7 separate regions of the Homo sapiens genome follow, and all the other regions are linked to region 5. Evidence: chromatin loops called from intact Hi-C (ENCODE). Cell type or tissue: chondrocyte. All regions are shown on one strand.

Region 1 (4,000 bases), 990 kb before region 5:
CAGCTTCTCCCTCAGGACCATGGTGAGGACAGCCCAGGTCAGCAGGAAGGGTGGGGTGAGGCTACTGGAACCACACATTGCAGATTTTCTAGGAGAGCCCCCGCAGGATGGATGTTCACATAAACATGAGATGTCCCGAAAATCCTAGCCAGCTGGAGGCCAGACTACATGTTTCTGACAGACTCTGAAAGGGACAGAATACCACCCATCGTCAGCTCATGCCTGCCTACCCTGGACGGAGACACGGTGTCCGCATCACCAAGGGAGGGCCCCGGACGTTGTGGGAGGCCCCTCTGAGCCTTCCCTCTCAGGGAGGCTGCACAGCAGCAACTCTCCACTATCCATACCTCCTCCTCTGACCTCGGCACTGGTGAGTGGAGGAAGGCAATGGCTGCAAGTCAGATACAGAAGCAGCATCGACGACGGCTTGAGGACCTCTGAAACCAAGGCCCACTGCTCTGTGCCCTCCCTGCCCACTGCAGGGCCCTGAAGTTCTCTGGACAAGGTGTCTGTGACCCTAACACGTAGTTCTGCCGAACCTGAATTTCTGTAGGTGGGGAGAGGGAATATGACAAGTTCCTTAAATACGGCTTAAGAAACACTGATTGCTCTAGTTCTCCTGCAGTCTGAAGGATCCAAATGCCGTCTGACCACCCCTAGCATCTGGGAGCGCATCACCCCTCAGGTCAGCTTCTTGATGCCACAGAATTTTCACCTTGGGGAAGCTGTCTTTACTGATTTTTTTAAAGTGTTAAGCCTAAATCTATCTCCTTGTAACTTCAGTCCACCTGACCTAATTCTGCCTTCTGGAGCCCCCAGCCATCTCTCCACCCCTCCATCCCCACCTGGAAACACTTCTACTTTCTCTCCTGCCATTGACCCTTAAGACATCTGCAGCAGGCTGGCCTGTCTCTACTCAGCTCCAAACTGGATTCCTCAAACTTGACACTGGATTTGGGTAACCTCTGCCTGGTGGTGTGAGGCAGTGCACACGCCCCAGGAGCAGGACTCCACTCAGGGCCTCCCGCTGTGCACACCAGGCTGTACTCCACACACCCACGCTCCGACCCCCGCCATTTCACACACTTAGCTGCTAAGCCAGGCCTCAGTTTGGCTCCTGTGTGATGGATTTTTGAACCTCGGGGGCCCTCTCCGCCTGCGCCCATCGCCTCCCATGGCTCCAGCAGGTTGTTCTGGCTGTAGAGGAGATGCAGAGTATTGATTCTATCATTCAGCACGTCAGCTCACCCTAATGACTCTGCATCATCTGCAAATTTGATAAGCATGCCTCTGATGTCTTTATCAAGCCATGGTTCTGCTGCTTGCTGAGCTAGAGGGCTGCAGCCCACCAGGGGACTCCTCCTGGGTCGACACAGAGCCATTCCCTTATCACACTGGGGACTTCTGGTGCTCCAGCGGTTGTGAGCCCACCTGCCTCCTGGGGCTCTTCCCAACCTCTGTCCCAGCAGCAGCGGAACCTCTTCTTCCCAGCAGAAACAGGTGACGCCCTGCATGTGACAGACGGTGGAGGGGCTGCTCTGATAGAGGCCAGGAAGGTGTTTCCTCTCTTGGCCCCCTGCCCCAGACAGCATCACAGAGCTGAATCAGAAACCCCACCATCTGATCACATGCCCAAGGCTGACTCACAAAGCTGGGCCCAGCCCCAAAGAGGGCCACAGAGATGGGACTGTGCCTCCGTCCCCAGGCCAGCTCTCTCCTGTTGATCGACGTGCATGACATAGGCAGGCAGGGGATGGAGCGCCTGCGGCCAGAGATATGGAGAGGCTCTGGGTCCCAGAAGAAGTGGCTGCCCTTCTTCACTAGAAGACAGTCAAGAGATGTGTGTGGCGATGTCTGTATGTGAGATGAAGCATCACTGTATGAGGGAGAGGAGCTCTGCCAAGCTACCTTCTACCACCTTAGCCACCAACTCACTGGATACAGCCCAGGAGCATCCCTCTCCCTGGGGACCTGCCTGCTCCAAAAGGACAACTCCAAAGCCGGTGACACCACAGCATTTTCTGCAATAACGGAGCTTCTGCGGGAAGCTCCTGCTTCTAGAGGCAGTTCCTGCTTTTGGACAGAGAAGGCAGTGCTGCTAGAACCACGAGGTCCTCAGGTGATGGCCTACAGACGGTGCAAAGATCCACCTTTGTCTGAAGTAAAGCTGGGAATGAACGGCATTCCAAAAAATGGCAGGAAATTCTTTGAAATCTGAGCGATGACACAAGAAATGGAGGCGGAGCACATGGTTTTGGCTTTGGAGAGGAATACAGACTCAAGAAGGCAGCAAGATCTGTGACCCACCGCTTCCTAGGTCCTCCTGGCTGGCCTGGGCCAGGGCTCTGCGGCGAAAGAGCCTGCCACTAGCTCCGGCTCAGAACCGCATTCCCCGCCACCGCCACGGCTGGGCAGTAGAGGGCGCTGCGTCACCGCGCTCCCAGAGGCCCGATCCACGCCACACAAAGACCGCACTGGACGTGGTTCTCAGGTTTATGGTTAAGGCTACCTGAGAAAAGAGTAGCAAGATGCAGACTTGCTATTACACGATATGATATCACCTATGTAAAAAGTACACAAGAAAAAGACTTGAGGGAAATATAACAAAAGGTTATAAGCATCTGCTCGTGGGAAATGGAATTCCTGTTTTTTCATACTTTCTACATTCTGCCAATTTTCTACAAGCCTGGATTACTCTCGCCATAGGAAAAGACCCGCGCAGTGCTCAGGGACCAGGGAGTAGTCTGGAGGGGTTGCCAGGGACGCATTTATGGTGAAACTGAATTCGTGCCTGGATTCAGGTAGGCGCTGGGGAGCTCCTCGGAGGCTCACCACATGCCCTCACCACCACACGGGCTCGAGATGCCCCGGAAGCGCTCACAGAAGAAGACCCAGCACAGGCCCAGCCCAGGAGCCTCTGGGAGGGCTTCCCGGGAGAGAAGTCCTCTGCGCTGAGACCTGTCAAACACACCTCATGTGCAGGGAGCACCGGGAGCAAAGGCGCAGAAGCCAGGGGAGGAGGAGGCTGCCAGCGCACGTTAATGTCTGGGGCTCTGGCTGGGAAAGGGAAGACAGGAAATCCCGGAGCTGGTGTGCAGCCCTGCAGGCCCCACTGAGGGGCCTGCCTTACCCTATAGGCTCCTGGTAGACCCCCAGCACTCGGAGCACAAGCCCCAGCCACTGCTCCCCACCAGAGGGGAGGTGATCAGATTCCTCCTCTGGAGAGTGTAGAGACCTGAAGCCTCAAGGAATAAAACAGCATACTCATCCTTTCCTAGGTCTTCAATGGAAAATTTGAATGAATAATCAACATTTCATTTTAAAATAAATCAAAGATACTGGATAGGAAAACAACACACAAAAAAACCCCACAAAAACCAAAAAACCCTGATGGATGAGGCTTACATAGGTGTGCATCCTACCTGTAAATTACCGCACAGGAGAACTTGGGACAGACAAATGGCTTTTACTTGGAAGCACTAATGAACATTCAATTATCCTGTTGCATATTGGCTGACTTAACTCAGCCAAATTAGAATACATTTTATATTGACTATTTTGACATTTGTTTTATTTGGCAAGTAAAACAAAACTGATCCGATTTCCTTGCAGCCATTGTAAACCATAAACTGTACAGCAGAGGTGATAAAATACATAAGCCTTATAAACATCTGGTTCTGACGCACTACCCTCCAAACCCACCAGGCTGCCGGTGGCTCGGTGTTCTCGGCTGTCTTGCTTCAGGTGCAAGTGACTTTGCTCTCACAGTCACCAGCAGGCTTCTGAGAGCTCTCTCTGCTTTATCTGAGAGAACTGGTGTTCTTTCTTTAACCACAGAAAGTCAAAACCTGCCTGAGGTGGTGCCCATTTCTGGGCCCTTCTAGACCACATGATGTCAGCAGGGAGCAGCTGTAACAACTTCAGGGCAACTGCTCCTGTGGGGGCTTTCCAGCCTCTGCAAGGAGCCCACACTTGAGCTGCTCCAAGTACAAGTGATGGG
Region 2 (4,000 bases), 220 kb before region 5:
CATCAAATTAACACATCGGATTCCAGCATATTAATGTCAGAATGCTTTCACCTGATTATTACTGCAAACCATTGCCACTCTTTGAATGCAAAGATATAATTAAATTGCTAAATAGAAAGTGCATATAATATCTCCACATGCATTTAGGATGCATGAGCTGAAAAGTGCACATCCTAGGAAGTGACAGATTCTATTTGTAGGGGAGAAACTTTACTTTTTTTCCCCTTTTATTTACTTGAGAGTACTAGAGTATGAAATTAGAAAAGTTAGTTATGTTATTCATATTCTATATGAATTAGATGAAATACAGGTTTAATTTAACTGATTTGCTACACTGACTATGAGTACATAATTACCTCTGCATTTTTCTGGAAGAGAAATGGGACAATGTTGCAAAATAGTACTTTGCATCAAAATTGCCCATTACACATAATCCTGGTGGTGGATTCGTCATCAGAAAGTGCTTAGGAGAAACTAGATTGGCCATTCTGACAACTGTCTTTTATGTAAGGATTACTTTCTGTCTCAGCTTAATCTAATATGTGTTCTATTATATTTAAAATAAGAATTCAGGCAGAAGCCCAGCTGTGGTTGACCTTTTGGCTCAAGGAGGCAGCCCAGCAGGAAGAACTTGCTTTTTATTAGTCCCTGTTTGTCCCAGGTGATACTTGGGCCAGGCTTTCTGACTTGCTGTCTTTGTTATCCACAATCAGCCTTGCTGTCCCTGTTACTCACACTTAGATTTGGCTACTCTCCCTGTGTCCTCTACCAAGCTCTGTTGGCGCTGTGCATTGAAATCTTCCTTAAATCTCACTTCTTTCATGAAGTCTCCTTCAGCAACTCACACTTCATAGACTTCTCTTTTCAGCTTTGGGATTGAGCGGTCTTGCATTTACAACAGCTCACTTAGCAGAGCTAAAGGGCTTGTAAATTCAAAAAAGGGAAGTAGTGATTGCTAGGAGCCACCATGGGTTTCCTCAGAACCAAGCAGGGCAGAACAAGCCCATTTCTTTCTTGGATAGGGTTGTTAGCTAGATAGAGGGCTGTGGTTAAAATTCTTTGTTCTGAATTTCAGTAAAGCATCAATTTTTGCATAGTATTCTTGCACGCAAGCTGGAGATATTCTCCAGTCACATTGTGGTCAGGTGGACTTTGCACCTGGCTGAGAGACGAGGCACAGAGTGGTGATTAATGGATTTATGTCAAACTGGAGAGCTATCTTTCGTGGCAAGCTGTAGGTCTCTTGTGTGTTCATTGCTGTCAGGGACCTGAATGAGAACATTGATGATAGGCTGATGACACTTGTGGAAGGCAGAAGGCTGGGAAGAATAGCAGGCATGTGCAGTGACAAAGTCAGGGACTAAAGTGGTCTTGACACACCAAAATGATACTTGCACTTAAGTCATAAGATGCAGTCATTTGTGTATGGGGGTGGCAGTGGAAAAGGGGAAGAGGAAGATGAGGTTTAACCAAGTAGCACATGAAAGAAAAGGTTTAGGGTCATGGTTAATTGTAACCTCAGTATGATTCAGCAGAGCCAGGTAGTTAGAAGGAAAACTCATGCATTCATTTCTCAAATATTTCTTGAGTGCCTGTATGTGCCAGGGACTTGACTAATGCTGAGGATACAATAGTGAATGAGATAGTCCCTAATTTAATGGTATGTGTAATCTTGTAGGGAAGTCAGACAATTATAATATAGCATAATAAATGCTATGAGAGGAAAAGTTTAGTATGGTGAGTTTCTTCTTTTTTTTTTTTCTTTGAGACGGAGTCTTGCTCTGTCACCCAGGCTGGAGTGCAGTGGCGTGATCTCAGCTCACTGCAGGCTCTTCCTCCTGGGTTCAAGTGATTCTTCTGCCTCAGCCTCCCAGGTAGCTGGGACTACAGGCATGTGCCACCATGCCTGGCTAATTTTTTTGTATTTTTAGTAGAGATGGAGTTTCACCATGTTGGCCAGGCTGGTCTTGAACTCCTTACCTCAAGGGATCTGCCCGCCTCGGCCTTGCAAAGTGCTGGGATTACAGACATGAGCCACCACGCCTGGCCTAGTATGGTGAGTTTCTTAGAGGAAGGACACCTGGCCTGGGCTTCGCATGGGAGAATATCAGGGAAGACTCCTTAGATGACCCCTAAGCCAAGCCTTGAAGGATGGGAGGAGGTTAGGCAGGAGGCTTCTAGGTAGGTGAAGTGCTGGTGTAAACATCTGAGGTGAGAGATGCTGGTAAATTCTGGGCAATGAAAGTAGTAGGGTATGACTGGAATGTGGAGGCTGAGAGCAGAGGAGGTGAGAGACGAGGCTTGATCAAGAAGAGTTTTGATTTGCTCCTGCTAGTTGTATTTGGAGCAGGAAACTGACATCCTTACGTCTGAATAAATCACCATGGCTGTGGTTAGCAAAAGTAGGGAATTTAGTGTGGTGAGGTATAGTAAGTTCTGTACAACAGACATTTACAACTATAAGTGTCTATTCAGACAAGTGCCACAAGGAGGTGGTAGAGACTAGGAACCGGGTGGGGCATATGAGTTGGGCTTTACAGAATCCATCCAGAGAAGATGTGAACATTGCCTGAAAATAGTAGAAGGGTTCTTGGGTAGAAGATGCTCTGCATGGCTCTGCCAGGCTGGACAGAGCAAAGGCAGTTGTCTTCATTCATTTTATGTTGCTATAACAAAATGCTGGAGACTGAGTAGTTTATAAAACAAAAAGGTTTTTATGGTTCACAATTCTGATGGCTGGAAAGTTCGAGATTGGGCATCTGCACCTGGTGAGGGCCTCAGGCTGCTTTTACTCATTAAGGAAGGCAGATGGGGAGCTGGGGAATGCAGAGATCACATGGTGAGAGAGGAAGAAGGACACGGGGAGGTATCAGGCTTTTTTTTTTTTTTTGAGACAGGATCTCACTGTATCACCTAGGCTGGAGTGCAGTGGTGTGATGACAGCTTGCTGCAGCTTCAGACTCTTGGGCTCAAGCAGTCCTTCTGCCTCAGCCTCTCAGGTAGCTGGGACCACAGGTGCATGCCACCATGCCCAGCTAATTTTTAAAAATTATTTTTTGTAGAGATGGCGTCTCCCTTTGTTTGTTGCCCAGGCTGGTCTCAAACTCCTGGGCTCAAGTGATCAACCCAACCTCTTTTTAATAAGCAGCTGTCTCTGGAACTAATAGAGTAAGAACTCACTTCTCAGGGAAGGTATTAATTTATTCATGAGGGATCTGCCTCCATGATCCAAACACCTCCCATTAGGCCCCATTTCCAACATTTGGGATCAGATTTCAACATAAGGTTTGAAGAGGACAAACATCCAAACCATAGCAGAGGTGTTAATCATCTTTCCATGATTAAGGGTTCAGTGTTGGCTGTTTGTGTCCTAACTCCCTAGACTTGCATTGACATACCAGGGCTGCTGCACTGCTTTGGGCCAAAGATTTCCTCATCTGTAAAATAATAAACCATACAATATGTGAAGGCCAGAGATAGTGTTTTACAAAGCACCTGGTATGGACTTGTGCTGAGTAGGAATCTAGCCAGTTATTGTAGAATCGAGTTATTGGAGGCTGGGCATGGTGGCTGATGCCTGTAATCCCAGAAGTTTGGGCGGCTGAGACTGGGGAATCACTTGAGCCCAGGATTTCAAGACCAGCCTGGGCAACATAGGGAGGCCCTGTGTCTGCAAAAAGAAAAAAAAAAGAAATTAGCCAGGTGTGGTGGCACGCGCCTGTTGTCTCAGCTACTTGGGAGGCTGAGGCAGGAGGATCGGTTGAGCCGGGGAAGTCGAGGCTGCGGTGAGCTGTGATTATGCCACTGCACTCCAGCCTGGGTGACCGAGCGAGAGTTCCTGGACCCTTGACTGTCTCAGAGATTACTAGAGTTAGGTGTCACTGATTCCTGGCCTTGACTGTTATGTTTCTACTTTGTAGGGGTTCTAAGGCCTTAGTTGACCCTAGGCTCAGTGTCCCCTGCCTCTCAGTGCACTTCCATCCTACTTCCCCACATAGTT
Region 3 (4,000 bases), 150 kb before region 5:
ACCTCACGGGCTCAAGTGATCCTCTCACCTCAGCCTCCTGAGTAGCTGGAACTACAGGCGCATACCACCATGTCTGGCTAATTTTTGTATTTTAGCAGAGATGGGGTTTTGCCATGTTGCCTAGCTAGTCTTGAACTCCTGGGATCAAGCGATCTGCCTGCCTCAGCCTCCCAAAGTGCTGGGATTACAGGCATGAGCCACCATGCCTGTCCAGATATTTTCTTAATCCTAACCATAAATCAAAGGCCTCTGACCCCTGCCTTCCCCGAGGCCAGATAATCTTCCCCCCTTTACAGTTTTGTTTGTATCTGTTTTATATATATATTTTTTACATTTGTATTGTAGCTAGTGTAATGCTTATTACTTTTCCTCCCTACTATGCTGTAAGCTGCTTTTAGGGCTGATACTAAATCTCACCTTTGATCTAAGAGGTTAGGTTCTTTGTCGTAGCTGCAATAGGGCTCAGTGAATGTTGCAAGAATAGAGTAGTATAAAGACCTTCATTTCACACTGTTTTTCTCCCCTTTGCATTGCCATGTGTATTCTCTCTATCAAATGAAGTAGGATTTGGGATTTTTTACTGTATCACCAGGCTTGGGGTAAAGAAAAGCAGTCTCCTCAATTTGCTTGCTGTGCACCATACCCTCTGGTCTTCTTGTCCCTTCCCTACCTTGGTATTCACTCGCCTTTTTGGTTTTCCTTTCAGTGACAATGTCAGTGCCTACTGCCTGCATATTGCTGAGGATGATGGGGAGGTGGACACCGATTTCCCCCCGCTGGATTCCAATGAGCCCATTCATAAGTTTGGCTTCAGTACTTTGGCCCTGGTTGAAAAGTACTCATCTCCTGGTCTGACATCCAAAGAGTCACTCTTTGTTCGAATGTGAGTACTGACTCTATTACTTCTCTCGGTATCTCATCCCAACCTTCTAGCATTTTGGATCTGATTTTGGTTTTGTTCATCAAATAAATGATATTTGGCATCTGGAGAGTCCACTGGTAATAACGATGACTCCCAGAGAGATGCTGAGGACGACATTCGCATTGTATTTCATGCCTCTGCACCTAGGCTACGCAGACTGCTTTGCAGTGGCACATTGTGTGAAGCAGATCTCTGAACGGCATGTCCAGAGCCAGGCCTCTGGAAACACTGGTGCACTGGGAGCCTGTGAAGCAAAACTTCTAGGTTTGCACCTTCTCTGCGAGGAATACACACTAACTGAAAATGTGCACTGTGGCCACTTCTCTCTTGTGACTTAAAATAATTTTCTCTCAGACCAAATTTGACCTTCCCTGTCAGTTGCCTGCCTTGAGACTGAGCACATGTCTTCAGCTTTTTTTTTGTGCCTTTCTCAGAAAAGCGTGTGTAAATGCATAAAATAAAATCCACTGGAATATAAAAGTATTCTGTTATTTAAAGTTATCAGATTATTGAACAAATTCATGATATAGTAATATGTGTGGCTTTACTAGTAGATTAAACAATATCCAGCTGTATACCTAACAGTAACTCCTGAAGCCTGTTGTTTCAAAGCGGTGATGAGCATAAATGGTATTTGAGAAATCTGCAACAGCTGTAATGTGCTGTAGTGTTAGCTATGACTTCTGTTCATGACAGAGTCACTGGCACTGTGATTCTGCTGTGATTGTTTGCCTACACTTATAAATCAAGGAAATGCAAAATATTAGAAGTTAGTGAAAATTAAAATGTAGTTTTTATCCATTCAAGTTTATGAGCTCCTGAGTTTTATCCACATGTCCCAGTTGTTAAGGGAAAACCTGCTGCATTTGGATTTTACTCTCAAACCTAAGCTTTTTTTCAACCTAGGCCTCAGCAGTCCTTCTCATGGCTGTCTCCTGGGAACAATAGCGATCCCTTTGGCACCCCCTGCTGTTAGTAACCAGCAAATTCACTGCTCAAAAGGGATTGCTTTAGAAGACATTTCCCTGTCTCTCTCAACATACTGCCTTTGTTTGAGATTGTTACAGAAAATAGGGTTATGCTACATATGATATATGAGTATTTTGGCTCTTTCTACCCTTGAGCAAAGAAAGAATAACTGAGTACCTGGGGGTAAGCTGGGGAGTGGGCCCTCAGGCTTTCATGGTGGCCGTTTCATCCCTACTACAAGGTCAAGTTTGGTGTAAATAACAGCAAATTTTTTCCTGCTTTTTCATTTCAGAGGTACTAAAATAACTTTAAAGGATATTTAAAATAATTGAAAAGTTGGCCAATGATGCCTCCATCTTAACTATTTTTAATCTTGTATAATAATCGTGTGTATATGTTACTCAGTTTCACTTGTAGCACACATATTTTTGTGTTATTTTTACTTGACATTAAATTAGGTCAGGCGCAGTGGCTCACGCCTGTAATCCCAGCACTTTGGGAGACCGAGGCAGGCCAGGATTTGGGAGGCCGAGGAGGGTCAAGAGTTCGAAACCAGCTTGGCCAACATGGTGAAACCCCGTCTCTACTAAAAATACAAAAATTAACCGGATGCAGTGGTGGGCACCTGTAATCCCAGCTACTCGGGAGTCTGAGGCAGGAGAATCGCTGGAACCCGGGAGGCGGAGGTAGCAGTTAGCTGAGATCGCGCCATTGCACTCCAGCCTGGGCGACAAAGTGAGACTCCATCTAAAAATAATAAATTATAAACGTTTCAGTATTTGTTCTTAATTCCTACAGTCTGTATTTATGTGCCAGAGATCTAGGCAGAGACAGCACTACCCTCATGGAGCTTACTATCTAGTAGTGAGACAGTTGTCAAATAATTAAAATGTGATAAGCAGTATAAAAGAAAAGTGTATGGGTTGTAGTGGAAGCCGATCACAGAATATTTAGATTGCTTCCTTGTGTGGTTTTAATAAGTAATTTGATGATGATGGTCATTATCTATATACCTTTTATTCTGTTGAACAACTTCCTTAGGATCATGCCTTGTAAGTAGGATTATTGGTCAGAGTAAAAACATCTTTAGACTCACTTTTTATTGACAATAGCCCTCTGAAAGATGTCCTAATTTACAATGTTACCAACAGAATTCCTAAAATCATTTTTATAGTTTTACCATTACAAGGTATTAGAAGTTTTTTTTTCTACTCTAAAAGATATACACAGTGGCATTTCGATAGTTTTTACTTGCATTTTTATTGATTATTAATATGACTAGAACTTTTTCTACATGAATGTTAACACATGATCATAGCAGTCTTTTGAACCAGAAGTCCTTTTTTAAAGCAAGAGGCTTTAAATCACTGAGTTTTCAGTAGAGTGGAGTGGGGCTAGGATTCATATGCCTTTCCAGGAGGGGCATCTAAGACTACACAGTGTTTCACTATGAACCCTGCCTTCTGGAGAATAGGAAGGAGGGGGAAGGCAGAGAGTAACAACTGCTTTAAACTTAATACTCTGTTTTTTGATCCTGAATTACTCCCATCCCTGTGTTCCCACTCCCAGACACACACATAGCCCAGTCAATCCTTTTTCTATTTTAAAATTCAAGAGAGTTTATTTGATGTGTCTGGAGTGTTTCTGAAAACACGAGGTAAAGTGAAATCTTTATATGTGAGCATTAAGAACAAAAGTGTCAATAAATTTTCTTTTTCTCAGTCGTCTGATGAAATAGTACAGATTACTGACCGTTTGCCCTGTGTGTATTTTCTTGGTTCAGCAACCTCTTACTCGCCTTTCTGGTCTATATTCTAAGTTAGTAAAGCTTCTCCTACAGATGCAGAACAGAGCAGACCTTCAGGAGTCTGTAGGGATGTGTCTAAAGTTTCAGAGAAGGAAATCCCAGCAAAATAAATAAAGCCGTAACTACTCCTCCTCGTCATTTCCCCCCTTTCCTCCTTCCATTTGTCTCCCAGTAGAGGAGGGACAAGAAGTGGCTGGGAAGACACTAAGCTGAAACAGAAAGAGGCAAGTAGGTTTGACATAGGGAGTGAACTAATACTTACTAAGGGCCAACTATGCATATGCTATCTCACTTAATCCCAA
Region 4 (4,000 bases), 1.1 Mb before region 5:
AATGTTTTAGGGTAAAATAAAGCTGTCTGTAGTTCTTACCTTCTAATAAATTTCAGATGGATTAAGTAGTTGAAAAGTATTTAATATTTTAATATATAAAATAATAAGGGAAAACAGGGGTGAATGTTTTCATAATCTAACTATGACACAAAGCCCAAATAAACAGAGAAAATTGCCCACGAACATTTTGAAACTTTTGTATAGCAGAACACATCATTTACAAGCTGAAAAGACACTGATTAAAGTGTGTGTATTTGAACTCATAGAGAAAAGTTTGCTCTCTTTAAAACGTAAAGAGCTCTTTAAAATCAATGCAAAAGCTACAGAAGCTGATAGAAAACAACTGAGCAGAGAGCGAGCAGAAGACGCTCGCGTGAGAACACAGTGGCTCATAAGCACCTGAAAAGTTGTTCAACTTGAAGAGTGGCCAAATTGTTTTTTGTTTTAAGAGACAGGGTCTCTCTCTGTCACCCAGGCTGGAGTGCAGTGGCACAATCATAGCTCACTGCAGCCTCAACTTCCTGGGCTCAAGTGATCCTCCCACATCAGCCTCCTCCTGAGTAGCTGGGAAGAAAGGCATGAGCCACTGTGCCTGGATAATTTTTTTATTTTTGTAGCGATGGGGTGGTGCTATGTTGTCCAGCCTAGTTTCAAACTCCTAGGCCCAAGTGATCCTCCCACCTTGGCCTCCCAAAGTGTGAGGATTACAGGCGTGAGCCACTGCACCTGGCCAAAATAAGCAGAGATTAAAAATTAAATGGAGGGGCACATTAAGGTCCCAGTGAGTCTTAGCTAGAATAAGGATGTGAGGAAAGGTCCCCTCAGGCACCACTGGTGGGACTTCCAATAGCCCCGCCCTGTTCAAAAGGCAAATGGTAACATACATCCTCTTCCAGGGAAAGACCCAGGCGAGCCAGGCAACATGTACAAGGAAATCTATTGCAGCGGTGTAATTGTGAATAATTGGAAGCACCTCAAAAGTCAGTCAATAGTGGATTGGTTAGATAAATTATGGCATAATCATAAAAGGGAACAACATATAGTCATTAAAAAGGGTAAGGCTGATCTGTAAAGGAACATGCGAAGACGTGTAAGACATACTAGATAGTACAGAGGCAGGTCGCAGCCGGCAGTACTGCATGAGCCTGCTGAGCGTGTGTGTGTGTGTGTGTGCACGTGCCGCAGGAGTGGACGGAGGGGGAGGTTCACCTTTTACATGTTCCTGTAATGTTTGCATTTTTATAAACATGGACAACCTTGGTACTCAGGAAACACTAAATATTTAAAAAATCAATTTTGATCGGCAGGGGAGCTGCTTAGAATGATAAACTGCCCAAAAGAACCTCAACAATTTATGGGAAGATAATTAATCTTGTCTGTGGCATAAAACTGATTCCTGCGCTGTGGTCAGACGCTTGTAGAGTCTATGAAGCGGTGGTCCCAAGCTATATCCTGTATTTGAAAAGAAGCCTCAGACTTCTCTCATGATTTCTGCAAGGCATCTACTTTACTAATTCGTTAGGTTTCTTTGTTTTGGGCTGGAATTAGCTCAGTGTGACAGCTCTGTAGGAATTTGGGTGATAGTTTTGTGTCTTTTAGCAATATATTAAAGGGAGCAGACTAGGTTGGTTTCTTTTTATTTATCTAACTTTTAATATCTGAAGTAGGCAGATTTATTTCCCCAAACATTTCAGCTTTCTAACAGAAAAATAAAGAAATAACAAGGATTCTGGGCGGTGAAATATTGAATCTCATAGGCAGAGAAAAGGCACCTTATTTCCTGCTGCAGTTTAAGATCCTACCACTAGATGGTGCAAAGGGACCGCACATTTTTCAGGCTGCACCAGTTCGCGCCACAAAATTCTTCAACATCTAATAAGCACCAGGAAAGCTTTCCAAAAGTAGAAAGAATGAACAATTGTGCGGGAATAGGAACATTTTGCTTTTATAAAATTGGGACGCTGCCATTTCATTATTGATACAAAAATCTGCTTCACTTTATTCCTGCGGGACATAGGTCCCAAATCTACGCTAACCTCGTATATTTGAAGAGACCCGCAGAAGCCCACGCAATGCGGACGTCTAAAAGTTGAATTCAAAAATCCTTTTCACCTCATGCTGCCAAATGCATTTTCATTAATTCCACCTCAGTGTCGTGACGTAAATGCTAGTGGAATCGGCCCCAAGCTAAATAAGCAATAAGCCCCATTTTTCAACGCACAAACACATAAAGATGTCAGCTCAAACTGTTTACTAATTAACACTTAAAAAGACACAAATTAGATATGCGTGGCTAAGAGCAATTATAATCAAGACGGATTTCTCTAGTCATTTGGGAACTGAAAAAAATGCCTAATTGCTGGAACCAGTGTTTTAAAAACTGAAATCACGCCAGTTAGCAAATATGTTCATTTAAAGAACATTCCACGTGACTACACTCTTGAGGACTGACTACAAACATGAGAACAAGGAAAATATTTAGGTATAAAATTAAAACTGTAAGCTCCCTTAGATTTATAACTTCTTCATTAAATATGTCTGCAAACAGCAGCCCATAAAAACCTGTGGCAATTAAGTGGTTAAATGAACTGCCTCCCTTGTCAATTTTAAGCGGGTGATTAATATTAGAGCATCCCTTTACTAATTAGACCCTCCCTCATCTTTCGGCTTTAAAGTCGAATGAAAATGGAGGCTGTTGCTCCGCCAGGAGTGCGGCAGGCTAATGTGTGCTTCCTCCGCCGCGGTTTTGATGGTGGCACTCCTGGAAGGGAACGGGGAGCACTGTGGTTTCTGCTGAGGTTGGCAGCTGATAGAAACGGCTCCGCATGGGGCTGGAAGTCGCTCCGGACTTCTCCACTGCCCGGTGCCCTGTCATTACAGGAATGGTTCACTCCTGTTCTCACAAGGCTTGCGGGTAGTTAAGCACACAGCATGAAACCTACACCCAAGGCTGCTGCCTCCTGACCGGGATGGTGAGGTCTTCCACGGATGCCAGGGCGGGACCGTGGGTGGGGAGGGAGGATACACAGGTAATCAAGACATGAGGATTATTTTAGAAGCTCCCGCCTGGACTGCAGAGCCAGGCAGCTCCCACCCTGGTTGCGATGGGGAATCCATCAGCTAGAGAAATGGGGCAACTGCTTACCAGGGAAATAAAGAGCGGCAGAGACAGAGAATATTTATACACCCATCTCCTCACGCCCAGAGAAGATGCTTCATCATGGGCGCTGGCTGCGAAATTACACTTTCCAGGCTCTGGGACACAGACAGCCTTTTGTCTGGAGAACCGTAAGGGCTTCACTGGGACAACAGCCCCACCGGGTCACCCACTGCCCTCCTGCAGAGCCAAACTGGAGGGGAGGGGACAAGGCACGGACAGGTGGGGCCGGGACAAGAAAACTGCCCACGGTGGCCACGAGGCTGCCACTGACCAGCCCCTGGTCACCTCCCTGGCTGAGGGACGATGAGGTAAAAATTCACTTCCTCATGCCTGGGACTCATGTATGCGGGCCCTGGGAGGACAGCAAAGCCCCTGCTCTGGGTGCGAGGTGACGGAGGTGGCAGGAGCACATGGCTGCTGGAAGATGGCCAGGCAGAAGGCCACTGCTCTGTCATGGGGAGCCAGCAGGGTGACGGCGTTTGAGTTGGAATTTCTCTATGAATCACGGCTTCCTTCACTTTCAGCCACCCGCGCCATCATGGAGCATGTCTGAATCGTGAGAGGTTTTCTGTCTTTCCACAGATCCTTTCCTTCAAAATTTGCTCAATGGCGCATCCACTGATTCTAACTTTAAAACATGACCGTCCTTGGGCATTTTTCATGAAATTTCACCCAAGTGCATCAGGTACCACGACTCTTGGGGAGACCCTGGTGAAGAGCAGGGCAGCTACATCTAACCACGCTCCACCAGCTGCCAGGTGCCCTGACTGCCGCGCTGTGTGGCACGCTGGGCTGGGATGAGCAGGCCTGTGTTCCACTTTGGGGTGAGGGGGCCTGGGA
Region 5 (4,000 bases):
GGGAAGAACCGTGCGAAGATGGCTTCCAGCAGCCCTTCCAGCAGGAAAGCCTCTGATTGGCCAAGAGAGGGTCACATGTCCATCTCTGAACCAATAAGAGCATTCAGATCAGGCCTTTGATTGGCAGGCCTGGGTCCCGCCCGGTTTATAAACAACTCAGAGAGGATGAGCCACCCTCCCAGATCACACAACATGGCTGTCCCTTGCTCTGCTCGTGTGTGTGTATGTGTGTGTGTGTGGTGTGGTGCGTGTGGTGCATGTGTGTGGTGTCTGTGTGTGTGGTATGTGCGTGGTCTGTGTCTGGTGTGTGTATGGTGTATATGTCTGTGTGTGGTGTGTGTGGTGTGTGTGTATGGTGTGTGTGTGTGTGGTGTGTGTGTGTGGTGTGTGTGGTGTGTGTGTGTGGTGTGCGTATGGTGTATGTGTCTGTGGTGTGTGTGTGGTGTGTGTGTCTGGTATTTGTGTGTGGTGTGTGTGTGGTGTATGTGTGGTGCGTATGGTGTATGAGTCTGTGTGTGTGGTTGTCTGTGTGGTGTGTGTGTGTTGTGTGTGTGTGTGGTGTGTGTATCTGTGTGGTGTGTGTCTGGTGTATATGTCTGTGTGTGTGGTGTGTGTGTGTGGTGTGTGAGTGGTGTGTGTCTGTGTCGTGTGTCTGTGTGGTGTGTGTGTATGTGTGGTGTGTGTCTGTGTGGTGTGTGTGGTATGTGTGTGTCTGTGTGTGATGTTTATGTGTGTGGTGTGTGTGTGGTGTATGGTGTGTCTGTGTGTGGGTGTGTCTGTGTGAGGTGTGTGTGTGTGGCGTGTGTCTGTCTGTGTGTGTGGTGTGTGTCTGGGCCCCCAAGCTCTGGCTCCTGTAAGGCCACCTTTCCTGCCCCCTCCTCCTCTGATCACATCGTCGGGTATGAGCCACAAGTCCCACCTGCTCTGCTGGACGGGACTTCCCTGGCCGGGGTGGGGCCTCGCTCATCTCTGAACCTCCTCTCCCAACCCACCCTCCAGGGCGCCTCCCAGCCCTGGGCCTCGCTTGCTGTGTGGATTCTGGGAGCCCTTGGGCTGGGAAGGACCTATGGTCCCCACCTCCAGGCACAGGCAGCTCGCCCCCTCCAGGGGCTCCCTGGGGTGGCTGGTTTGGGGGAAGTCGATCCGACCCTCCACCCCCTAAATCGGCCCGGCCTCGAGTCAGGGACGTCCCCCAGAGGCTCCGATGCCCCTTTCCAGCTGCGCGACTTGGAGCAGGTTCCGCATCCACGATAGCGAGGGGGTCCGGGCGCGGTGGCTCACGCCTGTAATTCCAGCACTTTGGGAGGTCAAGGTGGGCGGATCATCTGAGGCCAGGAGTTTGAGACCAGCCTGGCCAACATGGTGAAACCCTGTCTCTACTAAAAATACAAAATTAGTTGGGCGTGGTGGCAGGCGCCTGTAATCCCAGCTACTCGGGAGGCTGAGGCAGGACAATCGCTTGAACCCGGGAGGCGGAGGTTGCAGTGAGCCGAAATCGTGCCACTGCACTGCAGCCTGGGCAACAGAGCGAGACTCCGTCTCAAAAAAAGAAAAAAGAAGAAAGAAAAGAAAAAGAAAAGATAGCGAGGGGATCAAAGGGCTTTCTCCGGGCGCGGCGTGGTCTCAGGAGGACGCATGGAAGACGCGCACACGCGGCTCCCCTTCCTTCCCCCGGGGAGGGTGACATTTCCCAGCCAAGGCTGCCCTCGGGAAAGCAGCCAGGGAGCCCGAAGGCTGGATGCTGAGCGGGAGGAAGGGGCGCCTGCCTGTCCCTACCCACCGTCGCTTGCGTCCCCACGGGCACAGCTCGCAGCCTGGGCCTTGCGTCCTCCCTGACCAGGGCCCGCAGAGAAGGAAGTGCGAGAACAAAGGAAGGGTCCCCTGCCGGCCGCGCCCACGGCCTCCGCGCACGCACACGGCCGACGGACACAGCCCAGAGCGCGATCCTTCCACGCCGGGGCCCCCGCCCTAGCGGCCTCCCGGACCTCGGCTCCCTCGCACGCCCGCGCGGCTGGGAAGGCCCGAGGGTACGGGGGACCCGTTTCTGGAGCCTTCGCAGCCGAGGCCCAGCGGTGGCAGCTGCGGGGATCGGGAGTAGGGGGTGGGGCAGGGGGCCCGTCCGCCCCGGGTTCGCACCCCGTCCGGTGCCCGCGCGTCGCTCTCGGTCTTGGCCCAACGGGGTGTGAACCTGGGTGCCCTAAAAACACCTGGGATCTCCGCGGACCGACGGCGGTGGGAACGGCCACGGGGGACGCTGAAGCCCCGCGGGTCCCGGCTCCGCACCACCCTCGGCCTGGGCGACGGAAACCCAACTGCAGCCTCGCGGCGCCACCTACCGACCGGATTCCGTAGCTAGATTCCCGGCCCCGGGGCGCCCCGTGAGTCCCGCGGTGTACCCGGCTCCCTCTGGCTCCCGGTTCGTCTCTTCCTCCTCCGGGGGCTCCCACCCCAAGTCTCGACGCCGCCCTGCAGCAGACAGCCCGGCCCGGCTCAGGCCTCGGACTCGGTCCTCGTGGAAGGGGAAGGGGTGTTTAAGCTGCCCGGGTCCAGGCGGTATCTCCTGAGCCCGGGGAGCTGAGGCCCCGTCCCCCGCGCCACCACAGGGAGGGACCATTTCCACGTTTACAGAGGGGGAAACTGAGGCCGAGGACCGAGCCCTGACTGTTTTTATGTGGAATTGGGGCAGCTGAACCAGGCCTGCAACCTCTTTCCGCCCCTCTCCAGATCTCTGACCCTGCTCGTCTCCCAGCACCACCCACTCATCCCGAGAGCTCTGCCCCTCTCACTCCACCCAGCCCCCAGCTCTCCTCTGAACCCCCCAGCCACATCCTGCCATCTGTCCTCAGGGACTGCACCTGCCTGTTTAACTCTGTCCTGGATTCTTTGAAAAATCACACACCAGGGAAAGAGGCCCTTGGAGACCCAGCCTCCAACCCCACCGTAAACCCCAGAAACCAAGGCCCTCACCGCCCCACTGTCCTGGCCTGAGCTCTGCGAATTAACATGGTTGTCTGTCTAGACTGGATCCTTCAGTCACCGCCCACCACTGCCTACCGGGCCCAGCGGGGACGTGGCACTTAACACTTGTGCAGATGACAACAGTGAGGGCCCTGGAGCTCATGCTCTGGGCCAGCCGTGAGAATCTCTCCTGTGACCCTCAGCAAATCAGCCCTGTGGGGTGGCAGGACAGTCCTGTGTCCTTAACAACAGGGATGCATTCTGAGAAATGCATCAGCTGCGAAGAGCATAGAGTGGATTTACGCCAGCCGAGATGGTGCGGCCCCTACACACCTGGCTCTTGCCCCTGGGCTACACTCAGGTGCCGCCTGTCTTTGGACCGAATGCTGTAGGCAACCGTGGCACAGTGGGAAGTATTTGTGTATCTACACATAGAACCGGTACAGGAGAAATACGGCGTTGTGATCTTATGGGACCACTGTCGTACATGCAGTCCCTTGATGACCGAAGCGTCCTTCTCTGGCGCATGACTGCATTATTGTTCCCATGGTTCTACAGATGAAGCTGAGGCTCTGCGAGGTCAGGCCTGTCCGAGCTCACACGAAGCAGGTGAGTGGCAGAGCTGAGATTCCAGCCCTGACTCCAGCGTAATTACTTCTCCGCTCTGCCCAGGCCTCCTAGCCCAGTCCATGGCCAGCACCTGGATCCCCGGTTGGGCCGGGCATCAGCAATGGTGACGTGACCCACCCTGACATGGGGCGTGGCTACCCACTCACACATACATCATGTGAGTCACACTCACATGGGTCACATGGTGTGAGGTTCCAGCCCACATCTGGCCCTCAGAGTTCCCAAGTGTCAGATGCCTCTAGGCTGACCCTCCCATTTTATAGACTCAGTCCGCCGAGGCACAAGGCCTTGCTCGGAGTCGCACAGAGCAGCTATGGCCTAGGCTGCTCAATACAGCAGGTAAGACGAGAGCCCGGGTCCCAGGATCTTGGACCTAGCAGAGTTTCCAGGGCTGCAACTTTCACCCTGTAGG
Region 6 (4,000 bases), 890 kb before region 5:
TTCCTATGCCCCAGACTTGCCTAAGTGATCCTTTCGCATCAAGTACCACAGCAGGACCCTGTTATCACCTCCAAACCAGGTTCACCCCTTCACTGCTGCCCCATCACCAATTCCTGAGGCATGGATTTCGTCACATCAGTGCCCTACTCAGAACTTTTTCCAAGTTTCCTGTTGCTTCTGAGTGGAATTTGCATTCCCCAGCCCTGTGTAGCAAAAGGTGAACATTCCTCCTGGAGAAAGTAGTCTTCGGGGCATACAAATAGGGTGGGCATTTCATTTGGACGTGGGGATTGGGGAAGGATTTCCTTTTTGCTACACTACCAAGACAGTGAGATGGGGACAGAGGGTGGGTCTAGGCTTAGAGGATGGTCAGAGTTGGAAACCCCTCCTAAACTGACAGCTTGAGGGTGCCTTGGGGAAAATGGCTTGGTGCAGGGAGGTTGGGGGAGAGGCTGTTGGGAGTAGAGTGACTCCCAAACCAATGTGGGGTGCCCTTGCCTGGCACAGTAGGACCAGATATCCACACCAAGGTTTGTAGTGGGAGAAAGGAAGGCATTTACTTGCAGGGTGCCAAGCAAGGAGAATTGGGCAGTTTACGTTTAAGACCTGAATTTTTAGATGGCTTATAGGTGATAGGTCCCTGTGCCATTTTATTGTGAGAAGCCAGGCTGGGATATGTCCTAAAACAACTGTGTAAATAGAAGCTGGAGCCACCAGGGCTGAGTGTAGCAGAGACTGCTATACGATCATCAAGCCATTTTCCTCTTCCTAGCACCCAGCTAGACTACATTTCCCAGCCTCCTTCGCAGTTAGGTGAAACCATTTGACTCAGTTCTGGCAAATAGAATGTGAGGTATGGTTACTTCTAGGCCTGAAAGGCAAAGCGCCATGAGATGACAGAACCATAACATGGAAGGGGCCTGGGCCCCTAAGTGACTGTGTGGAACAGAGCCTCCACCCAACTGTGCATTAACTTGTGAAGTGAGTGAGACAAAAACTTGTGTTAAAGCACTGAGATGTTGGTGTTGTTATTTACAGCAGTTAGGTTGTCCTGACTAACCCACTGTTTCTCCCTCCATGTGCCCTGAAAAATGACTGTCCCCCATCAGTGGTGGGATGTGTGTGCTCCTAGCTCTGCACTGTCTTTCTGTCAGTGGGAGGGGGTTCACCGAGCTGCCAGACAGCCTGTTTTTCTCTTTATGAATAATTAATTTTCAATTATACAAGCAGTTCATAAATACTTTCTCCTTTTTGTCTTCTGTAAAAAATACAAAAATATTGATAAAGCTCAAGTCCCTTTTAATTCTTTCCTGCCACTCTCTCAACCATAACCACCACCACCACCACCACCACCACACAAAGTCCTTTCCCGAAGTCTCAGAGATTGCTACTCGTATTTCCTTTTGAATCATTGTTTCAAGTATTTTTTATGCATCCATACTCATATAAAATTTTAAAAACTTACTTTGGGTGTTTCTGTTTTTCTCGTCCTCTTTGTCTCTACATAAAAGGTACTACTCTAAGTATTTGACTCTTGCTTTATTTGCCCAACAATATCTCTCCAGGTGATGTCATAGATTTACCCCATTCTTTTAAATGGTTGCATAATACTTCATAGTAGGGCCATGCTATGGTTTATTGAGCAAATTCCCTGTTGATAGACATTTGGGCTGTCTCCAGTTTTTTATTCTTATGGAAAGTACTTCAGTAAAAACCCTCACAGAGGTCTCCTTGTGTACATGTGCAAACATTATCTCCAGAGGAGATACTGGCAAGTGGATTTCTTGTTCTTCAAAGTGGTGATACGAATTTCCATTGTGACCAGCAGGATCCAAGAGTCCCGAATTCCACACACTCTCACTAACATTTCATATCAAGCTTTAATGCTTTAATTTCTTTTTTCCAATCTGATGAGTGAAATATAGTTCAAAGTCACTTAATGTTTTATTTCCTTGATTACTAGTGAAATTGAACATTCTTCAAGTTTATTGGCCATTTGAATTTCCTTTTCTATAAATCGACTGTTTTTTATCATTTGCTGAGTGTTCTATTGGGCCATTTGTCTTTTTCTTATTGATTTGCTAGAATTCTTTATATATTCTGGATGCTAATCCCTTATCTGTTATATAAATTGCAAATATTTTCTCCCAGGTTATAGCTTGTTTTTAGCTTGTTTATGGTGTCTGCGGTCATTTAGGTCATTTAGAAGTGTTACATTTTAGCGTGGGGAGGTCTATCAATTGTTTCTTTTATGCTGCTTGTTTTGGGCGGGTCTGTTTTCAGCTGTGACACTGAAAGGCAGAGAAGCCAGCAGCCAGGAACACAGGCCCTCCCTCTGGTGGACAGATTGGATTTTCTGCTCCTCTCTGTGAGATAGCAGTAACCTCAACTGACTCCTGTTGGGGATCTCAGATTTAACTTGGTGTGAGAGGGTAAGAAAGATACTCTTTCTTCTGATAGGGAAATTAACATTGGAATTGTAAAGGTGATTTTATTTGTACCCTTTACAAAATAAGTTCAGCCAAACATATGGCTTCTATTGCAAGTCCTTGATAATCTGGCCTCTGTTTCTCGCTTTATTTTTATTTTCTAGAGAGGAGGCCTGTCTCTGTTGCCCAGGCTGGAGTGCAATGGTGTGATCATAGCTCACTGTGGCCTTGAATTCCTGGACTCAAGTGATCCTCCCACCTCAGCCTCCTCAGTACCTGGGACTATAGGTGCATGCCACCTCTCCTAGCTAATTTATATATATATATATATATAATATATATATATATATATATTTTTTTTTTGTAGAGACAGAGTGTTACTTTGTTGCCTAAGCTGGTCTCGAACTTCTGGCCTCAAGCAGTCAGCGCACTTCAGCCTCCCAAAGTGCTGGGATTACAAGCATGAGCCACCATACCCAGCCTCAGTTTCTCACTTTTATTGTTAACTACTCCCCTCCATGTAGGCTTCACTCTAGTTCCATTTAATTATTTACCAAACCAAACTCATACTTTATGTGTGTCTCCAGGAATTTTAATATGATTATCTGGCTTTCGAGAGATAGGAAAAAAGTCGTGATGACACCTATTTTGAGCCAGGCTCTGTGTTGAGTGATTGGGTCAGTCAGGATAAGCCAAGCTATGTTGCAGTAACAAAATCCCAGGATCTTACAGTGTCTATTTCTCACTCATGCTACTGTCCAGGTCAAGTTGGCTAGGGTTTGGCAATTCACTTTTTTTCTTCCAGAATCCAGGCCGCTGGAGCATTCTCTGTCTGGACCATTGCTGGTTGTGTTTGTTGTTTTAGTAGGAAAGAAAATGTGAAAATGTGGCCAAATACAAATTGACTCTAGCAGTTTCTGCTTAGAGTGACATGTCACTTCTACTCACATTTTGTTGGTCAAAGTGAGTTACGTGGCGAAGACTGACTTCAATGGGCTAGGGCATTAGTGGCCAAAAAAAATCTGGATTGGCCCTGTTCTTCTGGTCACCACATGTTCAATTCCCTCTACCTCCTACATGTAGAACATGTTCACCTCCAGGCAAGCAATCCAAAGTTCCATCCAGCCACTAGTTCAGGCTGAAGCCCAAAGTCCAGGATCTTGTGTGATCTTGTGATCAAGTTGAAACTCATTAGGGAGAGGAAATAACTGGCTCATTTTGGTTCAGAGATCTATGAACCAAAAAGACCGGCTACCTCCCACCCACAGACTCAATATGCTGTGGTGAAATGGAACAGGGCAATCTCAGTTAAACACTTCTATTCGAAGGGACCAGAATGGGAGACACATGGCAGTCAGAGCACTGGAGAAATTCTGAAATCAGGCTGGACCCACATTTCAAAGGGTTCCTTCACTGGGCACGGGGAATGTTCCTTGATCAGGTCCTGATTCTGTCTCCCGGGAGGAATGCCCTAGTCTTGCATTCTCCAGGGCTCTTGGATCCTGAGGGATCCTTCCTCTTCTAATGTTGAACTCTATGGGACAGCTTTTGTGAACCAAAATGGTTGAATA
Region 7 (4,000 bases), 750 kb before region 5:
CCCACCAGAAACCAAATGTGGGCAATGGCCGCGTGCCTAGGGAAGACGTGTGTGCACGTGTGAGTGTATGGGTGCACACGTGTGTGCATGGGTGTGAGCCAGTGTCAGTGGAGAAGAGTATGCACATGTTCACACGAGTGTGCGTGCATGTGTGAGGGTGTTGTGAGTGTCTGCACACAAGCGCTTAGGTGTGAGTATGTGTATGTGAGGGTGAGGTTGGTCCTTTCCCTGTCGGGAGGCTCATCAGCCTTTGTTATTTTTCTTCCCTTAGATTGGAAGATTGATGAGGGCAGGGGCGGTAGCTGTATGTAGTTCTCCCCACTGCTCCTCCAGGGCTTGACACAGTGTCTTGCACATGGCAGGGACGTAATGACTATTGGATGAGTGTGTGAGTGTGTGCAAGTGTGAATCGGTGAGATCAGAATCACAGCTGCTGTCAGAGGAGGACCACGTCAAGAAGCTTTCAGCCCAGACGTGTGCAGGAGAAAGTAGATGCTATATCTGTCAATCACTGTCTTTGATTTTTCTCATTGCTGTGACCCCACCTCCATCAGCCACACAGCACAGTGAGGCCCCAGAACCACCTTCGCCCCCACCATCTGCCAACTGTCCCTGTTCTTATGGCATCGTGCCTGGCACGGCCCACTCCCTGCAGGACATCCCTGGATCGTGGGCCACTGACAGCTGAGGGTGAATGGAAGCCCTCACTCTAGAAGCCAATGGAAGGTCAGGGACACAGGTGCATGACTCAGAAAGACCAGGGTGACTCTTACCTCCACGGCCCTGTGACCTTGAGCAAGCGATGGCGTCTCCCTGAGCCTCTTTCCTTATTTGGCAGATGGGCCCTAGGGCTGTGAGGGGCTCTGACACCCTGTGTGGGCCCCGCACTGGGAAGAATGAGCCTGTCATGATGTCACAGAGTTTCAGCCAACCTTAGAGGGCCGGTGGCAAGGTGGCCACTGCCCATAGGGACCCCAAAATGAACCCCTGTGTCTCCATATGCCCGGGGCCCACAGTTGAAGATCTGAGACCCATTCACCCGATGGGCTGCCCTGGGGCCTTAAAATCAACCCTGTTGTTTGAGGGTGGTACGGGCAGGGCTCACAGGAGAGCATCAAGGGGACGACACATACAAGTCCCCACTTTGCACACATCCCTAAGAAAGCCGGGTGGGGTACCTCAGAGGTAGAGGGAGAGGTGAGGAGCACTGGGGCCGGGCAGATAGGTCCACCTCCATCACCTGAATGGAAACCTCAGCAGCACACCGGCCCTGCCCATCTTGCCGTCACTCAAGTTAGCTGAGCGCATAAATCATTTGTCACTCTCAAGTTGAGTGACCTTGGCAAAGCACTTCACCTCTCTGATCCTTCACTTTGTCATTAGCAAAAGGGTTCCCACTGCATGGGCCACCGAGGCCTGGCTGAGTGAGGCGTGTGCAGTCAGCCACGGACGGGAAGGAAACCATAGCAGCAATATTTAATATTATTCACAAAAAAAGGAAAGAAAAGAAGGATATATGTAAGGGTGGGTATCTCTAGGTGATAGAATTAAGGATGTTTTTTATTTTCTTCTTGTTCTTCTTTGTATTTGTTAGGTCCTTACTGGCTTTATAACCAGGAGAACATAATACATTTACTTTACAATAAATAAGGAAGTCTTTTATAAAATTCCCAGGAGGGGGCCAGGCGCAGTGGCTCACGCCTATAACCCCAGCAGTTTGGGAGGCCAAGGCGGGCAGATCACCTGAGGTCAGGAGTTCAAGACCAATCTGGCCAACATGGGGAACCCCTGTCTCTACTAAAAATACAAAAAATTAGCCAGATATGGTGGTGCACGCCTATAGCTCCAGGTACTCAGGAGGCTGAGGCAGGAGAATTGCTTGAACCCAGGAGGCGGAGGTTGTGGTGAGCTGAGATCGTGCCACTGCACTCCAGCCTGGGTGACAAGAGCAAAACTCTACCTCAAAATGAAATAAAATAAAATAAAATAAAAAAGTTTCCAGGAGGGGGCAGGTTTTCCCAGGACCCTCCTCGCTGCTGCTGAACCTGAGGATGATGGCACCTCACTCCTCCAGCCTGGGGGCATTTGCGCCCCAGGGCTCAGGGCTGTGCAGGGATACCTTTGGGGCCCCAAAGCCCCCAATCCCATTTCCTCGAGCAGCTGGGGGGCCTGGCATGTGTGCAGAAGAGGTCCATTCCCTTTCAGGCTCACCTTCCTGCTGAGCAGTCTCACAAAACCTCTGAACCTGAGTCTGAGGCTCTTCCTAGGTGCACTGCCACCACCATGGGGCCAAACGTCATGGGTCCTTTCGCTGTCTTCCCAGGAGACTGGAAGTTCATTGTCAAAACACACAGACACACAGACATGCCTCTGCCAGGACCCACGAGCCCTTGCTGTACCTACCCTCCTTGTTCTTCCAATCCCTGTGCCAGGCATTCACAAATTATCAAAGCAAACTCAGCAGTATTATCCCCATTTCCGAGGCAGGGAAGCTGAGGCCCAGAGATGGGATGTGATTTGCTGCAAGAGTGCTGGGGGCGAGGCAGAATTCACCCCAGCCTGCCCGACACCAGGCCTGTGCCCTTTCCGTGACACTGTCTTACTAGTAACAGATGGCAGGGAGAACGCAGAACTAATCAACTGCTCTATTGATTTCAACTTCTCCATTGAGGAGATCGATCTTGCCATTAGAAAGGGGCAGACAGACATCGTTAGTGGAAATTGGAGACCCAGCTCAGGGAGGCAGTTGGCAGTGCAGTGGATGCTGCTCCGTCTGAGCTCTGGTTGCCTTACAGGCCCGGTATGGGTCATGCCTAGTGGGCACCAGACAGGAAAGGGTGGCCAAGGCTCTGGGACCCATAGACCATGCAGCACCTGAGAGGTGCCCTCTGGCTGGCTAGGGATGGAGGTGGGCTCTGAACACCAGTTTCCAGTTCACTACAGTCATGGCAAGCCTTCTAGCCTCAGTCATGTTGTTCATCTGTCTGTCTTTCCATACATCCCTCCTTCATCCATCCATCCTTCCACCTCCCTAGTCATCTAACCTTTCCTGAATTCCTCCTCTGAACCAAGCACTGTGTAAGATGTTAGGGTTCTGAAGGGGAACCTTGGCATGCCCATCTTCTAGTCAGGGGCTGGGGACTGATTGCAATTTATCCTGTTTCACATTTTTCTCAGTGACCCAGATGACCCACCAAGGACTGGCAAATCACTGAAGTGACAAGCTAAACCTCAGGCCACAAAATAATCCAGATGTAAATTCTCCCTAGAAGTTGGTCCTTTTCCTGTTGGGGGGCTCATCAGCCTTTGTTGTTTTTCTTCCCTTAGAATGGAAGATTGATGAGGGCAGGGACCGTGGCTGTATGTAGTTCTCCCCACTGCTCCTCCAGGGCTTGACAGGGTGCCTCGCACAAGGCAGAGGCCCAATGGCTATTGGGTGAATGGATAGATGGATGGATGGATGAATTGTTGGGTGGATGGGTGGGTGGATGGATGGATGGATGAATTGTTGGGTGGATGAATTGGGTGGATGGATGGGTGGATGGATAGATGGATAAATGATTGGATGAATGTATGGATGGATGCATGGATAGATGGGTGGATGGACGGATAATTGTCGGATGGATGGATGAACTGGATGGATGGATGGATGGATGGATGGACGGACGGATGGATAGATGAATTGTTAAATGGATGGGTAACTTGGATGGATGAATTGTATGTATGTATGGGTGGGTGGAAGGATAGATGAGTGGTTGGATGGGGGGGTGAGTAGATGAGTGGATGGGTGAACGGATACATGTATGGGTGGATAACTGAAATTGTTGTGGCTCAGAGAGGCTCCCAGATGCAAATCTGAAAGAGTTTAGGAGCTTATCCCTTCCATACAGTTGTTTCTGCAGCTTGAATATCCCATTTTGATTTGCTTAATTCTGGTGGAAGGGATCTCACTATGCAGCCAGCAGCCTACTCCATGGCTGGATGGCTCTCACCGGAGACT

The links. Hi-C counts contacts between places; a loop is a spot of excess contacts. Peaks named below come from ENCODE experiments on the same cell type or tissue, not always from the same donor. Only the 100,000 strongest peaks of a DNase experiment are listed, where the experiment ranks them.
Region 1: it touches region 5 in a loop (5-fold over the local background); 47 of 110 quality-filtered maps call a loop at or near these places.
Region 2: it touches region 5 in a loop (7-fold over the local background); 73 of 110 quality-filtered maps call a loop at or near these places.
Region 3: it touches region 5 in a loop (2.5-fold over the local background); 16 of 110 quality-filtered maps call a loop at or near these places.
Region 4: it touches region 5 in a loop (5-fold over the local background); 39 of 110 quality-filtered maps call a loop at or near these places.
Region 6: a loop joins it to region 5, with 3 times the contacts of the local background. A loop is called at or near these places in 6 of 110 quality-filtered maps.
Region 7: it touches region 5 in a loop (3.0-fold over the local background); 2 of 110 quality-filtered maps call a loop at or near these places.

Annotation. Positions count from the first base shown.
Region 1 is chr9:126,397,084-126,401,083 of GRCh38, reverse strand. The region is part of intron 6 of MVB12B (multivesicular body subunit 12B); the gene reads right to left. Among named protein-coding and RNA genes, the nearest start is that of NRON, 11 kb to the left of the region's middle. RefSeq lists a silencer at 2,456-2,515. In chondrocyte, CTCF peaks have their summits at 2,211, 2,428 (motif pointing right), 3,663 and 3,870; a DNase peak (open chromatin) is centred at 2,400.
Region 2 is chr9:125,629,987-125,633,986 of GRCh38, reverse strand. The region is part of intron 4 of MAPKAP1 (MAPK associated protein 1); the gene reads left to right. Among named protein-coding and RNA genes, the nearest start is that of MAPKAP1, 75 kb to the left of the region's middle. In chondrocyte, CTCF peaks have their summits at 2,292 and 2,492 (motif pointing right); no DNase peak of the experiment used is centred here.
Region 3 is chr9:125,556,516-125,560,515 of GRCh38, reverse strand. It overlaps MAPKAP1 (MAPK associated protein 1), which reads left to right. Exons shown (of 12, transcript NM_001006617.3): 6 at 707-883. Among named protein-coding and RNA genes, the nearest start is that of MAPKAP1, 150 kb to the left of the region's middle. In chondrocyte, CTCF peaks have their summits at 1,677 and 1,894 (motif pointing left); no DNase peak of the experiment used is centred here.
Region 4 is chr9:126,489,292-126,493,291 of GRCh38, reverse strand. All of the region lies in intron 9 of MVB12B (multivesicular body subunit 12B), which reads right to left. Among named protein-coding and RNA genes, the nearest start is that of NRON, 81 kb to the right of the region's middle. In chondrocyte, CTCF peaks have their summits at 1,596 and 1,809 (motif pointing right); no DNase peak of the experiment used is centred here.
Region 5 is chr9:125,406,481-125,410,480 of GRCh38, reverse strand. LOC101929014 (a long non-coding RNA gene) reads right to left here and starts at 20. Exons shown (of 5, transcript XR_007061776.1): 1 at 1-20. RefSeq lists enhancers at 940-989, 2,192-2,786 and a silencer at 2,030-2,339. In chondrocyte, CTCF peaks have their summits at 2,093 and 2,327 (motif pointing left); no DNase peak of the experiment used is centred here.
Region 6 is chr9:126,300,530-126,304,529 of GRCh38, reverse strand. No RefSeq gene overlaps it. Among named protein-coding and RNA genes, the nearest start is that of MVB12B, 24 kb to the left of the region's middle. In chondrocyte, CTCF peaks have their summits at 2,123 and 2,356 (motif pointing left); no DNase peak of the experiment used is centred here.
Region 7 is chr9:126,153,176-126,157,175 of GRCh38, reverse strand. No RefSeq gene overlaps it. Among named protein-coding and RNA genes, the nearest start is that of MVB12B, 170 kb to the left of the region's middle. In chondrocyte, a CTCF peak has its summit at 1,996 (motif pointing right); no DNase peak of the experiment used is centred here.